Linked DNA regions of Homo sapiens: all the other regions are linked to region 1. A link is a contact called in ENCODE Hi-C or POLR2A ChIA-PET data. All regions are on one chromosome and are shown on one strand. The core of a region is the stretch at or near the end of the contact, and the rest is flanking DNA. Distances in the headings are between cores, read along the strand shown.

Evidence for each region. A loop is a pair of places that touch in the nucleus more often than their neighbours do. ChIA-PET counts read pairs that join two places held with the same protein, here RNA polymerase II (POLR2A). Pooled maps may share reads with other maps.
Region 2: a map with no recorded cell type shows a loop between it and region 1 (16-fold over the local background). The contact joins two enhancer-like sites. A Hi-C loop is called at or near these places in 1 of 37 single-sample maps with no recorded cell type and 6 of 50 pooled maps. POLR2A ChIA-PET finds 5 or more read pairs at or near these places in 1 of 52 experiments (OCI-LY7).
Region 3: a loop to region 1 is called in a map of PC-9, with 3 times the contacts of the local background. The contact joins two enhancer-like sites. A Hi-C loop is called at or near these places in 1 of 168 maps with a recorded cell type or tissue (PC-9), 1 of 37 single-sample maps with no recorded cell type and 2 of 50 pooled maps.

Annotation. Positions count from the first base shown.
Region 1 is chr10:22,680,806-22,684,751 of GRCh38, forward strand. The region is part of intron 1 of PIP4K2A (phosphatidylinositol-5-phosphate 4-kinase type 2 alpha); the gene reads right to left. Among named protein-coding and RNA genes, the nearest start is that of PIP4K2A, 32 kb to the right of the region's middle. RefSeq lists enhancers at 1,559-1,678, 2,419-2,638, 3,179-3,248. Within about 2 kb of position 1,531, at least 19 of the 41 ENCODE cell types and tissues checked have a DNase peak (open chromatin) inside an H3K27ac peak, as active enhancers do.
Region 2 is chr10:22,376,128-22,380,569 of GRCh38, forward strand. The region is part of intron 4 of SPAG6 (sperm associated antigen 6); the gene reads left to right. Among named protein-coding and RNA genes, the nearest start is that of SPAG6, 33 kb to the left of the region's middle. RefSeq lists an enhancer at 2,733-2,962. Within about 2 kb of position 3,009, at least 2 of the 41 ENCODE cell types and tissues checked have a DNase peak (open chromatin) inside an H3K27ac peak, as active enhancers do.
Region 3 is chr10:23,063,972-23,068,398 of GRCh38, forward strand. All of the region lies in intron 2 of LOC107984215 (a long non-coding RNA gene), which reads right to left. Among named protein-coding and RNA genes, the nearest start is that of MSRB2, 29 kb to the right of the region's middle. RefSeq lists an enhancer at 4,189-4,427. Within about 2 kb of position 1,725, at least 9 of the 41 ENCODE cell types and tissues checked have a DNase peak (open chromatin) inside an H3K27ac peak, as active enhancers do.

The DNA of each region.
Region 1 (3,946 bases), core at 281-2,780:
AAATATGCCGGATTTTTATATTGATTAGTGTGAGCTGAAAACACTGAAAAAGTTGTAGATTCCAACTTGACCCCAACAAGCCAGGTGACCTGGGTCTTCCTGCATGTAGCAAGCCACAAAGATTCCTTTGGGAGGGGCCCCTCACCTATTCAGGCGAGAAAATAGCCCTTATCCCAGAGACTAGGGTTTGGAAGATGCAACTAACCTGAATAAGGAAATTTCTGGAAGTAGCCCTTATCTTCTACCTGTTTTATACTCCCCATGTATCCTCCCAGTGACTCCCCTAGAAATGTACTGCCCCAGATTTTTTCTTGTCATTTCTTCTCAAATGTATCGTTCTCAGCATAAAAGTGTCTTGCTTTGGCCAATTCCTTTGGATTTCACTCTTTTAAAGATTCCCAGGTGCAAGTAACACTAAGAAAATTTGTATTCCTTTCTCCTATTAATCTGCCTGATGTCAACCTGACTTCTAGATCCAGCTGAAGAGCCCACTAAGAGCTAAAGGGAGGTTGGAGGGGACCTCTGTCTCCCCTACACTGTCAGCTAGGCCTTCTGAGCCACCTGGCTTCTCAAGACCTGGCTTCTCAGCCAGACACAGTGGCTCATGCCTGTAATCCCATCACCTTGAGAGGCCCAGGCAGGAGGACTGTTTAAGTTTCAGAGTTTGAGACCAGCCTTGGCAACACAGTGAGACCTTGTCTCTTCAAAAAATTTTAAAAATTAGCCAGGTGTGGTGGCATGCACCTGTGGTCCCACATACTCAAGAGGCTGAGGTAGGAGGATGCCTTGAGCCTGGGGGGTAGAGGCTGCATTGAGCCATGATGGCGCCACTGTACTCTAGCCTGTGTGACAGAGCAAGACCCTATTTCTAAAAAAAAATAAAATAAATAAAATTAAATTAAAATTAAAAAATAAAACGCAGGAAAAGAGGTGAAAACTCCTAATTTCAGCTACCAGCAATATTTTACTGTAGCAGAAACTGACTAACTTTCCCTGCAAGGGTTAGACAGTAAATAATTCTAGGCTCTGCGGGCCACACAGTCTCTGTCACAATGACTCACCTCTGCTGTTTGAGCAGCTACAAACTGGCAAACAAATGAGTGTGGCTCTGTTCCAATCAAACTTATCTACAGACACTGAAATTTGAATTTCATAGAATTTTCACATTATGAAATACTTTTTTAGAAAACCATTTTTTTTTTTGTACATACGTAAAAACTATCCTTAGTTCGTGGCCACACAAAAACAAGCAGCGGGCCAGATCTGGCCCACAAGCCATAGTCTGCCAACTCCTGTGCTATAGTTAATTCAAGATATAAAAATGCTCAAAGAGGAGTACTCTGTTGCATACCTTATCCACAAATCCACACACCATCCCTGTGTAGAGAGCACACAACCCTTAGCTACTGAATTTTTCACTGTCCTCAAACTGTTCTACTTAAGAGCCAAAGTTACTTTTCATTAAACTTTTCTCAGTATTTCAACTACTGTTTCTTTTTAACCTAGCAACTATCAGGCCTACTCATTTCCTCTGCCAGGAGGCAATGGTAGCCCTCAAACCTCAAGTATGCACACCTTGCCTTTATTTTCTAGAAAAGGCCAGCAATCTAAAAATTAGGAAACCACCCTGTTCTGATCATGCTATTCCTAATATAGTGTTTTATTTTACTGATAAAACAAAGCATTGCTGACTTACAAATTATTGGACAGTAACAGTGTCCATGAACCTAAAAAAAAAGTGCCATCAACTTGACACTTGAGAGTTTAGCTAACAAAGTACACAAAGAACAAACCACATGGTTGGTGCTCCGTGGTGGGGGTGGCAGAAGCAGGAACCCGCTGACAAGCACATCACAGGCCCTCCAAAACCTCAGAGTATCTGTTCTTCCATTAAACCTGCCTCACTTGTGAATTCCTCCAGACTGAGCCAGTCTGAACTTGGCTCCTAGACTCTCTACTCAGGGAGGGAGAACTAGAACCTGAGGTTAGTCAGGTTCACACACCACATTAACCCTTGCTGGGAACACTTGGTAATTGCAACAGGATCTGAAGAGACACAGATGGTCCAGTCATCTTTACATATGCATCATTTGCGTCTGAAAATCCTGGCACTACCCATGACCTTGGGAATGAACAATGTGCGGTCATCTACCATGTCACCTGCTGTCTTCTTTACAACAAGACTGATCTTTCAGATCCTTCTTTATTTTTGCGTAGCTGAGGCCATTTCTGAAGCCAAAAAGAAAAGAAAAAGAAAAACAACAACAACAACAACAACAACAAAAACAGCTGACACGACAGTACAGTATAAATAAAAATGAAGAAACTTTATGTTGGATCAAGCTGATAAATTACTGTTCAACCAGCAGCCTCTCTAGCAAGGGCAGCTATCTGAGCTGAAGACACCTGGACTGCTCTCTGACTCAACTCTTATGAGTTCTGCTCATACCACCGAGTCAAGGCTTTAACAGTATTTGCATTTGCCGTTTTTCACTGTGATCTTAAGTCACAGTTTTTCACAGTGATCCTAAGTCTTCCATGCTGTGGTACAGACCCCAAGTTTTCGCAACTCAGAGGTGGGCCAAGTGCAAGGGGACCTGAGTCAGAGCCAGGTTTGATCCTGACCGCAGAGCTGACAGTGTGGACTTAGCCGAGTCACTTACTCTGATCTGTTTGCTCATCTGTCAAATGTGAATAATGACTTGTCCCCAGCCTTCTCCTCAGTGCTGGGTACAGGTCAGGTGAGATGACAAAGGTGAAACTGCTTTGTCAACTGTCGAAAACAAGTTATTTTCTTCTTCCATTAACTTTCCCCCTCAAGCAGCAACTGCTTTCTTCTGTTCCCTTCTGCAGGGTTTGATAAAGAAGTCTGTTGAGCACGTGTTTATCATGGTTTTTAATCACAGCTTCATCTTTCCAGACTGCAGCGTCCCTCCTGACTGTAATTTCTTCTCATGGTTTGGTACCTCTTTCAGTCGCCCCTCCCTTAGCCTTTCCCAGTCTCTCTTGTAGCTTTCCTACCAAGCAGTTCACACACACACACACACACACACACACACACACACACACAATTCAAAGTGTGTCAGATCTTGAAATATTTTCTTTATATCTCTCCTGGAATCGCCCAGCGCTTCCTTGCCCGGAACGTTCCTGGCTACAATAAGCACCACATCGGCCAAATACCCATTAGAAACTGAATGATTCCTATCTGAAATACTCACAAGAAGCCTGGAGCCCATTACTTTGTGTGTAGAATGTAGTCTTTTTCCCCCCCTTAAATGCATTACCTCACATCTGTCTGTATTACAATTTAGTATGCCAACTTCCCCACTCACAGTTTCAGGCCTGTGGCAAACCATCTTTCAGTTTATTTTCCCCACTGGCTTGCTGTTTTATGACTTAAAAATACTTGAGAGCAAAATGTAAATTTAGGCAATCTCAAAGACATTACTGATTGGGTCGTTTTAATTAAAAACCAGCATTAGTATCTGTGGTACTAACAGTTAATACTAGGTACGCTTTGTCTGAATCCCTTATTTTTTCTTTGATTGCCACTGCCTCTACTTCTTTTGCCAAAGAAAGTTGTTTAAAAAACTTTTAAGCTTATATTCCTTCTGCCAAAAGCTAACACACAATGTGTTTTATCATTATTCTTTGTAATGCGCTTGTTTCATTATACTGTTTCTTATACATATATGTTCATAATTTTTAAAAATATACCTATTGGCTTTCCTTGTCCTCTTAAAAATATTCCCTACCTCAAACAAAACATTCTATTAGTGAAACATAATTTGTCTATCAGAAAACCTGACACACCTTCCAATGTCCAGTATCAGCTCGAGCTCCCTGGCATCAAAACAATCCCTGGTCTATAGGATGCCACCCACTAAAAATCTTTCCAGTGTCTCAGGCATATGGCAAAGTGGCCATTTGTAAATTACCCTGG
Region 2 (4,442 bases), core at 1,759-4,258, 300 kb before region 1:
ATTTGTAGGTATAATTGGAGCAACTTGGGTATGTGACTCTACCTTTTCAACTGTAAACTTTTTGAAATCTAAATACTTATTGAGCATTTTTGATGAAAATTTAGTGGCTGAATTGAGAAATGCTGTAAGTGCAAAATACACACTAGATTCCAAGGCTTAGTGTGAAAAAATGTAAAATATCTCACTAAATGTTTAAAATATTGATTGCATGTTGAAATTATATTTGAGATATATTGTGTTAAAGCATATTAAAATTATTTTCACCTATTTCTTTTTACTTTTAAAGTGTGGCTAATTTCGAGTTTTAAATTACATTATGTAGATAATATTTCTATTGGGTAGCACATAAAATTACTGTGTCTGTGCTTTGTAGATATTTGTTAAAAGGCAATGTGCTAGTAATTCTGTGGTCTTAAAAAGACATGTGTTATTTTTGTTTATACATACGTGTATACAAACATACATGTATACCAGTATACATACATGCATGTGCGTATACTTGTGGACATGTGTGTGTGTGTGTGTGTATGACCTGTAGTAGCCAGCCTCCCACATCGTGTGTCCTGGTTTTCAGACCCTTGTTTAGTCTTCTCCTGTCTTATACCAGGGCTGGTCTGTGTGGCCAGCAGAAGTCATGGTATGTCACTTCCTGAGAACAAGTTATAAAAGATAAGAGGCCAGGCACAGTGTCTTATGCCTATAGTCCCAGCACTTTGGGAGGCCAAGGTGGGAGGATTGCTTAAGGCCGGGAGTTCAAGACTAGCCTGGGCAACATAGCGAGATCTCATCTCTTAAAAAAAAAAATTAGCTGAGTATAGTGGTGTACAGCTACTTGGGAGGATGAGGAGGGTCACTTGAGCAGGAGTTTCCGGCTGCAGTAAGCTATGATGGCGCCACTGCACTCTGGCCTGGGTGACAGAGTGAGATCCTGCCTCTGGAGAAAAAAAAAAAAATCAGTGCTTCTGTCTTGGGCACTCTGTCTTTCTTGGGCCACTTGCTCTAGGGGAAGCTGTTACGTGGACACTTAGGTGGCCTATGGAAAGGTTCACATGGTGAAGAACTGAGGTTTCCAGCAGCCAGCAAGGAATGGAGGCTTCCCAGCAATGACGAGATTGAGCTGGAAGCAGATCCTCCCCAAGGTGGGCCTTCAGGCGACTGCCCCAGCTGACAACTGGACAGCAACTTTGTAATTCTGAGCCACAACCACCTAGCTAAGCTGCTCCTGAGTTCTTGACCCGCAGAAACTCTGAAATAATAAGTGATGTTGTTTTAAGCTGCTCAGTTTGGGATTGTGTGTTACATGACAATAGATAACTAATATGTAATCTGAATGCAAAAGAGGTTCATTATACTGTATAATAGCAAACAACCAAACCAAACCAAACCAAAAATTAATTAAATGTCCTCAAGTGGGAAACTGGTTAAGTAAATGATGGCATATTTGCTCAGTGGGATATTAGGCAACTGTTAAAAATGTTGGGTTAGCTGAATCCTCAGGAATAAAAGTAGCCAGTGGAAACCCATGAGGGTGTGAGAACCACTCAGGGGAGTCACAGCAAGCACTGCTGACCAGGGACCACGTTTATAAAAACATGACATCTACATATTACCCTCCCAATGTTTTATTTTTATTTCCTCTTTCTGTTTTCTCTCCTTTACCTGTTCTAGAGAATCCCATCAGGGTACCTGTGGCCTTTTGCTGTCTAGCCTTCTCCATCAGATTGTGCTCCTTGAAGACAGGGACTTCTTACCTAGCACTGGGCTGGAGCAAGGAGTGAATACCTTTGAAGTTTGAATAATAACATGCATTTTCCATGGTTTTTAAAACTGTTTCTATTATTTATTTTAAAAATTATTTTTGTATATTAATTAAAAAATTGTTATGTATTTACGGGGTACAAGTACAGATCTTTTTTTCTTTTCTTTTCTTTTTTTTTTTTTTTTTTTTCTTTTTGAGACAGAGTCTGACTCTGTCACCCAGACTGGAGTGCAGCGGTGCAATCTCAGCTCTCTGCAACCTCCGCCTCCTGGGTTCAAACGATTCACCCACCTCAGCCTCTCGAGTAGCTGGGATTGCAGGTGCATGCCACCACGCCTGGCTAATTTTTGTATTTTTAGTAGAGACGGGGTTTCACTATGTTGGCCAGGTTAGTCTTGAACTCCTGACCTTAGGTGATCTGCCCACTTCGGCCTCCCTAAGTTCTGGGATTACAGGCGTGAGCCAGTGCGTCTGGCCATGAGTACAGATTTCTTACATGCATACATTGCATAGTGGTGAAGTCTGGGCAGGTTTTTTTTTTTTTTTTTTAAGCAAAATGCAAAGTTATAGGTAGAGTGAAACCACAACTATGGTTGCAAATGCTATATAAAGCAGGTGGAAAACAAATGAAACAACTTCTAGATTCAAAAAGCATTACTTTGTAAAGATGTAATTCCATTTATTTTAGCTATTTTCTTCTTTACCGGGACACTCCAGACCCTCTCTGTAGTTTTGCGTTACTCGATTCAGCTTGGTCTCAGCTGTTAAAGGTCTAATGCTAAATTAGTGGTGGGGATGGGAGCTAAAATGACTTCAAATTTCCTCAGCCTATTGTTGTTCAAGGCTATAACCAAGTGTTTTTGTTTTGTTTTTTTTCTCACTTTCCTTTTGTCTGGTCTCCACTTCTTGACTTTTTCTTACCATGTTTTGAAGCTGCTTTTTACTTGAGTCCTGTGAGAGCTGCCTTCCCTCCCAGCTGATTGTAATTTCTTACTAAAGCCCTGTTAACTCCAGATCAATGGCTTATTTGACTCACTTGACTTTTTAAAGGAGCCAGAATTATTTCGCCTTTAAAGCAAATGTATGTATGTATGTTAACCCTTAAGCTCTCAAACACTCAACCCATGTGTTAGGGTTAAACTAATGGCTCTGACGATTGGGTGGAGGCAAGAAAGATAGAAATGATGAGAGTAGGAAAAATGACATTTGTGTGTGTGTGAGAAATAAAAATCACTCGAGACTTTTACATAGTAATATGCAAATTCCCCCTTTATGCTTTTCTCACTTCCACCTGCAATTGGAGATGTCAATCTCTCAGCTGAGAATGATAGCTCTAGTGAGTCACTGTTGCCTATGGAGGGATGTTGTCTTGCAGATGTGTTGGTGTAGAACAAAGCTTTTTGTGGTAGCAGCCTCCATGATGCCTGCCTCCTCTTATTCACATCCTTGTGTAGTCCCCTCCCCCGTTGCACCAATGCACTATAGCAGAGGCAATGCTATGCCACGTCCAGGCTTAGATTATAAAAGACTGAAATGTCTTTTATAATCTTGAGTCTTCTCTTTTGAATCACTTGGGTCCTCTCTTTTGAATCACTCACTTTGGAGGAAGCCTCATCATGAGCAGCCTATGTAGAGGCCCATAGGGCACAGAACTAAAGATTCCCTTTAACCCTCCCACGAGTGTGCCTGGACACATATCCTCAATTGACTACAGCCCCAGTTGACTTCTTGATTGTAGCCTAGTGATAGGTCTTGAGCCTGAACCTGGCAGGTAAGCCACTCCTAGATTCTTGACCTACAGAAACTATGAGATAATAAATGTTTGCTGTTTTAAGCTGCTAAATTTGGTGTGATGTTACATAGCAGTAGATAACTAAACCAGTTGTAAACAGCTGGGTTAGACCAAAACCTAAAGAGATTTTTCTTTGAGACAGGGTGTTGCTCTGTTGCCTAGGCTGAGTACAGTGGCATGATCACACCTCACTGTAGCCTTGACCTCCTGGGCTCAAGCAATCCTCCCACTTCAGCCTCCCGAGTAGCTGAGACTACAGGCACGTGCCACCATGTCCAGCTAAGTTTTGATTTTTTTTGGAGACAGGGTCTCTCTCTGTTTCCCATGCTGGTCTTGAACCCCTGGATGCAAGCAGTCCTCCCACCTTGGCCTCCCAAAGTGCTGGGACTACCGGAGTGAGGCACTGCGCCTGGCCAACAGATTTCTTTTACTTTGGAAGTGCTATTACCAAAATCATGCTGGAGTTACCAGTAAGTAACCAGCTTTGGTAATTGCAGCAACATATTTGTTATTATAATTTCACCCAATCATGAAAAATTTGGTTGAATGGGATGAGGAATTATTATTAACATAACATTAATATCATATAAGTGGCAGCCAATTTTAAATGTAGGTTTTGTTTGTTTGTTTGTTTGTTTGTTTTGAGACAGGGTCTTGCTCTTTTGCCCAGGCTGAAGTGAAGCAACGTGATCTTGGCTCACAGAAACTTCTGCCTCCTGGGTTCAAGGGGTCCTCCCACCTCAGCCTCCCGAGTAGCTACAGGTGCTTGCCACCATGCCTGGCTAATTTTTGTGTTTTTTTTGTTTTTTGTAGAGACGGGGTTTTGCCCTGTTGTCCAAGCTGGTTTTGAACTCCTGGCTTCAAGCAATCTGCCTGCCTCAGGCTCCCAAA
Region 3 (4,427 bases), core at 475-2,974, 380 kb after region 1:
GCCGCATGGTAGGTGTTTAATAAATACTCATGAGAGGATGCTTGGCTGGGAGGATAAAATATATAGAAGTCGAAAGGTCATTTTGTTGGATGAAAGGTCGTTTTCTTGGATGAAGCTATTTCTGGAGAAGCTAATCAGTCCAGGGATCCTGCCATCCTCAGCCGAGCCCCGGGGCCAGGCGAGACAGGTGGGCTGTCCCTGGAAGGTTCTGCTGTCGCTACCCCGATCCGGGCTGGACAATGGGGTACCCCTTTTCTTTCCCAGAGTGTCTGATCTGCTCTGAGAGCATGTCCAGCTGCAACCAAGAAATTGGAAGGCTTCAGCACATGAAAGGTGAACTTTCCAAAAGCCTTGGCTTCTTTCTCAACCGCGCAGGAAGAGGTTTATGTTTGGGATATTGGATAGCAGTTCGGGCCCGGTTAACACAGCTCTCCCACCACAAATCACCCCACTGCATTCTCAGATGACACTGGCCATATAAGCGCCGCTGCGTTTGCAAGACAGTCTTTTGCTGAAATGTAAAACGAGGCTGGGGAACTGGATATAAGACATTGGCATGAGGATCTGGAACTGATCTGAGACCTACTTGGAATCCTGCTTTTGTTCTGCCTGCGTGAAAACATAATTTTGATTATATGGCATATGGATAATACCACACGGGCCCTAACTACCATTCCTGTCCAACTTCAACCAGTCTGCAAAAAGTTGCTGACAGCCAACAGCTGAAGGAAGATCTTTCCACTGGTTGCAGAGAGCAGGTGTTTGTATGGTGAGGTCTTAGATGGGGTAGGACACGTTATGCTGTCTTTGTAAACTAAAACCTTGCATTTGTCACCATGTAGAGAAAACAACATTAAAAGAAATGAGTTTCTAAGAAAGAACAAACCATTCTCTGGAATTGGGTGGAACTTTTTTTGGGGGGGTAGGATCTTGCTGTGTCACACAGGCTGGAGTGCAGTGGTGCAATCTTGCTCACTGCAACCTCTGCCTCCCAGGTTCAAGCAATTCTCCTACCTCAGCCTCCTGAGTAGCTGGGATTACAGGTGCACACCACCACATCTGGCTAATTTTTTGTTTTTGTTTTTGTTTGTTTGTTTTTTAGTAGAGACGGGGTTTCACCATGTTGCGTAGGCTGGTCTTGAACTCCTGACCTCAAGTGATCCACCTGCCTCAGCCTCCCAAAGTGCTGGGATTGCAAGTGTGAGCCACCATGCCCGGTCTGGTTGAAATTTCTTGAGTATTCACCACCATATCCAGCAAAGGAAAGGAAAAATTTCGGCTTGCTGCTTATCAGTTGCTATTTCTTTCTGGATAATCTCTTTCAGATAAATAACTGACGTGGCAGACTTCCTCCTTCCCTGCATGGCCTCCTACCCAATTTCTCCCCAAGATGGCATCTGGTGACTAGGGGTCTGTAGACTACCAGGCCCCACGAAGAGACCAGTGAGAGAGAACTGCTGGCATCTGGCCTTCCTTCAAGGAGGAAGGAAATACGATGTTGGTATCATAGTCCCAGCCATTTGCCTCTGTCCATAAATTCTGTGTGCTCTCCGGTTTCTCTGTTCTAACCCCAGGCTTCTGTCAGTCTGGTGACCCCCTCTCTAGGGGACACAGTAAGTTCTAGATTCCCTACAAACTCTACAAAGGATGTGAGAGCCAGGAGCAGTAACTGCCACAGGCCACTGGCCCAGACACTTCTCCCTGCCAAAGTTCTACGACAGCTCTCTGGCATGTGGAACTTGGCATGGAATGAAACGCAGGCATCACGTGGTGTCCTGGGAGGCTCAGAGCTGTTCTGCCGCAGGGAGATACAGAATGAGAAATGATTGGCCAGGAATTACCACCAGGCAGCTGATGACCCCTGAGTGGGCTTTCGCTCACCTTCCCTGAACCCCACCCCTCATACCCAGCTCTCTCTAACCCAAAGTTCAAGAGGAAATGGCCACACCCTCTCCTGGTATCAAACAGGCAGGTGCAAACTTGGAGCGCTGAGAAACACCAATTGCCCTCTGCAATTTAATGCACATTTAGCATAAAGCAGTGAAGGGCTTAGCTTTGGCTCCTGGGGCAGGAAACAAAATTTATGTAGCTAGATCATTTGCCTTTGGTGTATGCTTTATACTATTAATAAACTAGAATGGGCTCTGAGCTCTGTGCTCTCCAGTGATGTCTAGAAATATGTGGCCGAGGGTCACCGAGACCCTCTTCAGGTCCTGGTGCAGCCTTAAGATTTCCTACGATGATTTTACAGGCACTTTTAAATTGCCACAATTTAAGGTTACTATTTCAGTGTCTGGAAGGCACGATGTCTGGAATTCATAATCTTCCCAGGAAGCTGGGACAATATATAAAACAAAATTCACAGACGTTCCCTCTTAGGTGGTGGCATTTCAGGTGATTTTGTTTTTATCTTTGTGCCTTTCTATATTAAGTTTTCTGTATCAAATATTATTACACTGACATGTAGCAGAAAATGAAAACATTTTTTCTCTTGTTAATGTTTTCTTTATCTTTTTCTTTTTTTTTTTTTTTTTTGAGATAGAGTCTTGCTCTGTCGCCCAGGCTAGTGTGCGGTGGTGTGATCTCGGCTCACTGCAACCTCCGTCTCCCCGGTTCATGCGATTCTCCTGCCTCAGCCTGCCGAGTAGCTGGGATTACAGGCGCCCGCCACCATGCCCGGCTAAATTTTGTATTTTTAGTAGAGACAGGGTTTCACCGTGTTAGCCAGGCTGGTCTGGAACTCCTGACCTCGTGATCCACCCACCTAGGCCTCCCAAAATGCCGGGATTATAGGCGTGAGTCACTGTGCCTGGCCGACAATGTTTTCATAAAGATGTTGTTTATGTTTACATGGAGTGGGTTTATTATTATTGTTTCAAATGAATTAATAAATATTTAAATTACTTTGCTTTAATTTATAGTGCTGTAAATAGCAACACACAAAAACTGCAGAAATGATATTCTTTAGAATCTTCAATATTTAGAGAATAAAGGGGTCTGAGACCAAAAAATTTAAGAACAGTGATATAGAGGATTCAATAGGATTTGGAGACAGAGGATCTACATTCAAGTTCTAGTTCTGTCACTTAACTGACATTAATTTCTGTTAAGTAACTTAAGTGCAGTCTCTGAAGTCAGACTGTCTGGGTCCCTCATTTTAGCCTCGCTGTTTGCTGGCAGTGTGGCTTTGGGTGAACCATTTCGCTTCTGTCAATAGGGATGACAATAGCACCAGGTTGCTGCGTGCCTTAAATGACATTAGATTTCTAAATGCTGACACCTATTATTAGAACACAGTAAGAGCCCAGTAAATGTTAGCAATTATTATTAGTCTGAAACATTTTTAAGTGGGAAAAAGGTCCTTCCTTTTTTATTATCTCATGGTTCAAAATAATTAATAATAAAGTGTGATTCTTTTTTCTTTTCTTTAGAGTTGAGGTCTTGCTCTGTTGCCCAGGCTTTAGTGCAGCGGCACAACCACGGCTCACTGCAGCCTCGACCTCCCAGGCTCAAGCAATCTCCCTGCCTCAGCTTCCCTAGTACCTGGGAGTACAGGTGCGTGCCACCTCGCCTGGCTAGTTTTTTCGAAGTTTTTTTTGTAGAGATGGGGGTCTCACTATATCGTCCAGGCTGGTCTCAAACTCCTGGGCTCAAGCAATCCTCCCACCTCGGCCTCCCAAACTGTTGGAATTACAGGCGTGAGCCACTACGCCTGACCGGCAGTGTGATTCTAAAGGGCCGGAAGTGATGACCAAATCCACTTTCTCCACCCTCCCCTCCTGCTTCCACGGGGAGGTAGTGACATCAACACGTACCGTTTTTTTCTAGAAGGACGTGAGCAAGGCGAGTTGTGAATCGAAGGCAACAGGAAAAGTATGAAGTGGGCAAGTTGGCACAGGTGTGTGGGGAGACACTGGGGAGACCCAGATAGCCTCAGGCACACAGATGCCTAAGACCTCCTGGACCAGAGAGACTCCCAGCATCCCCCAGTTAAGCCCAAACCGGGCTCCTTCCCTGTCCCCCTATGTACCATAGGGTCCAAAAAGACACCGGTGTTCCACTGTCTCTGGAGCTGCCCAGTCCTGCAAAACGCAGCCTCCCCTTTCCCCGCCCTCCTCTTTTCCTCTTCTCCACGCCTCTGCTCTCTTCCTTTTCTCTCTTCCTGCCGCCCTCTCCAGTTTCCTTTTGCCCCTTCCGCCTTCTCAATTGCTTACCTTCTCCCCGACCGGCCTTCTCACTCCCATCTGGGGCTGGCAGTGCTCTTCTCTGTCCAACCAGTAATAACACATGAAGGCCTTCCAGGAACCTTAGGGAAGCCTGGAGTCAAGAGCCTCCAGGACCAGGCCTAGAGACTTAAAGGTGGACTATTCTGAGGCGTTGGGCGCCCCCTAGTGGTCCCTTCATGCCACCAATTCCCACAGGATCCA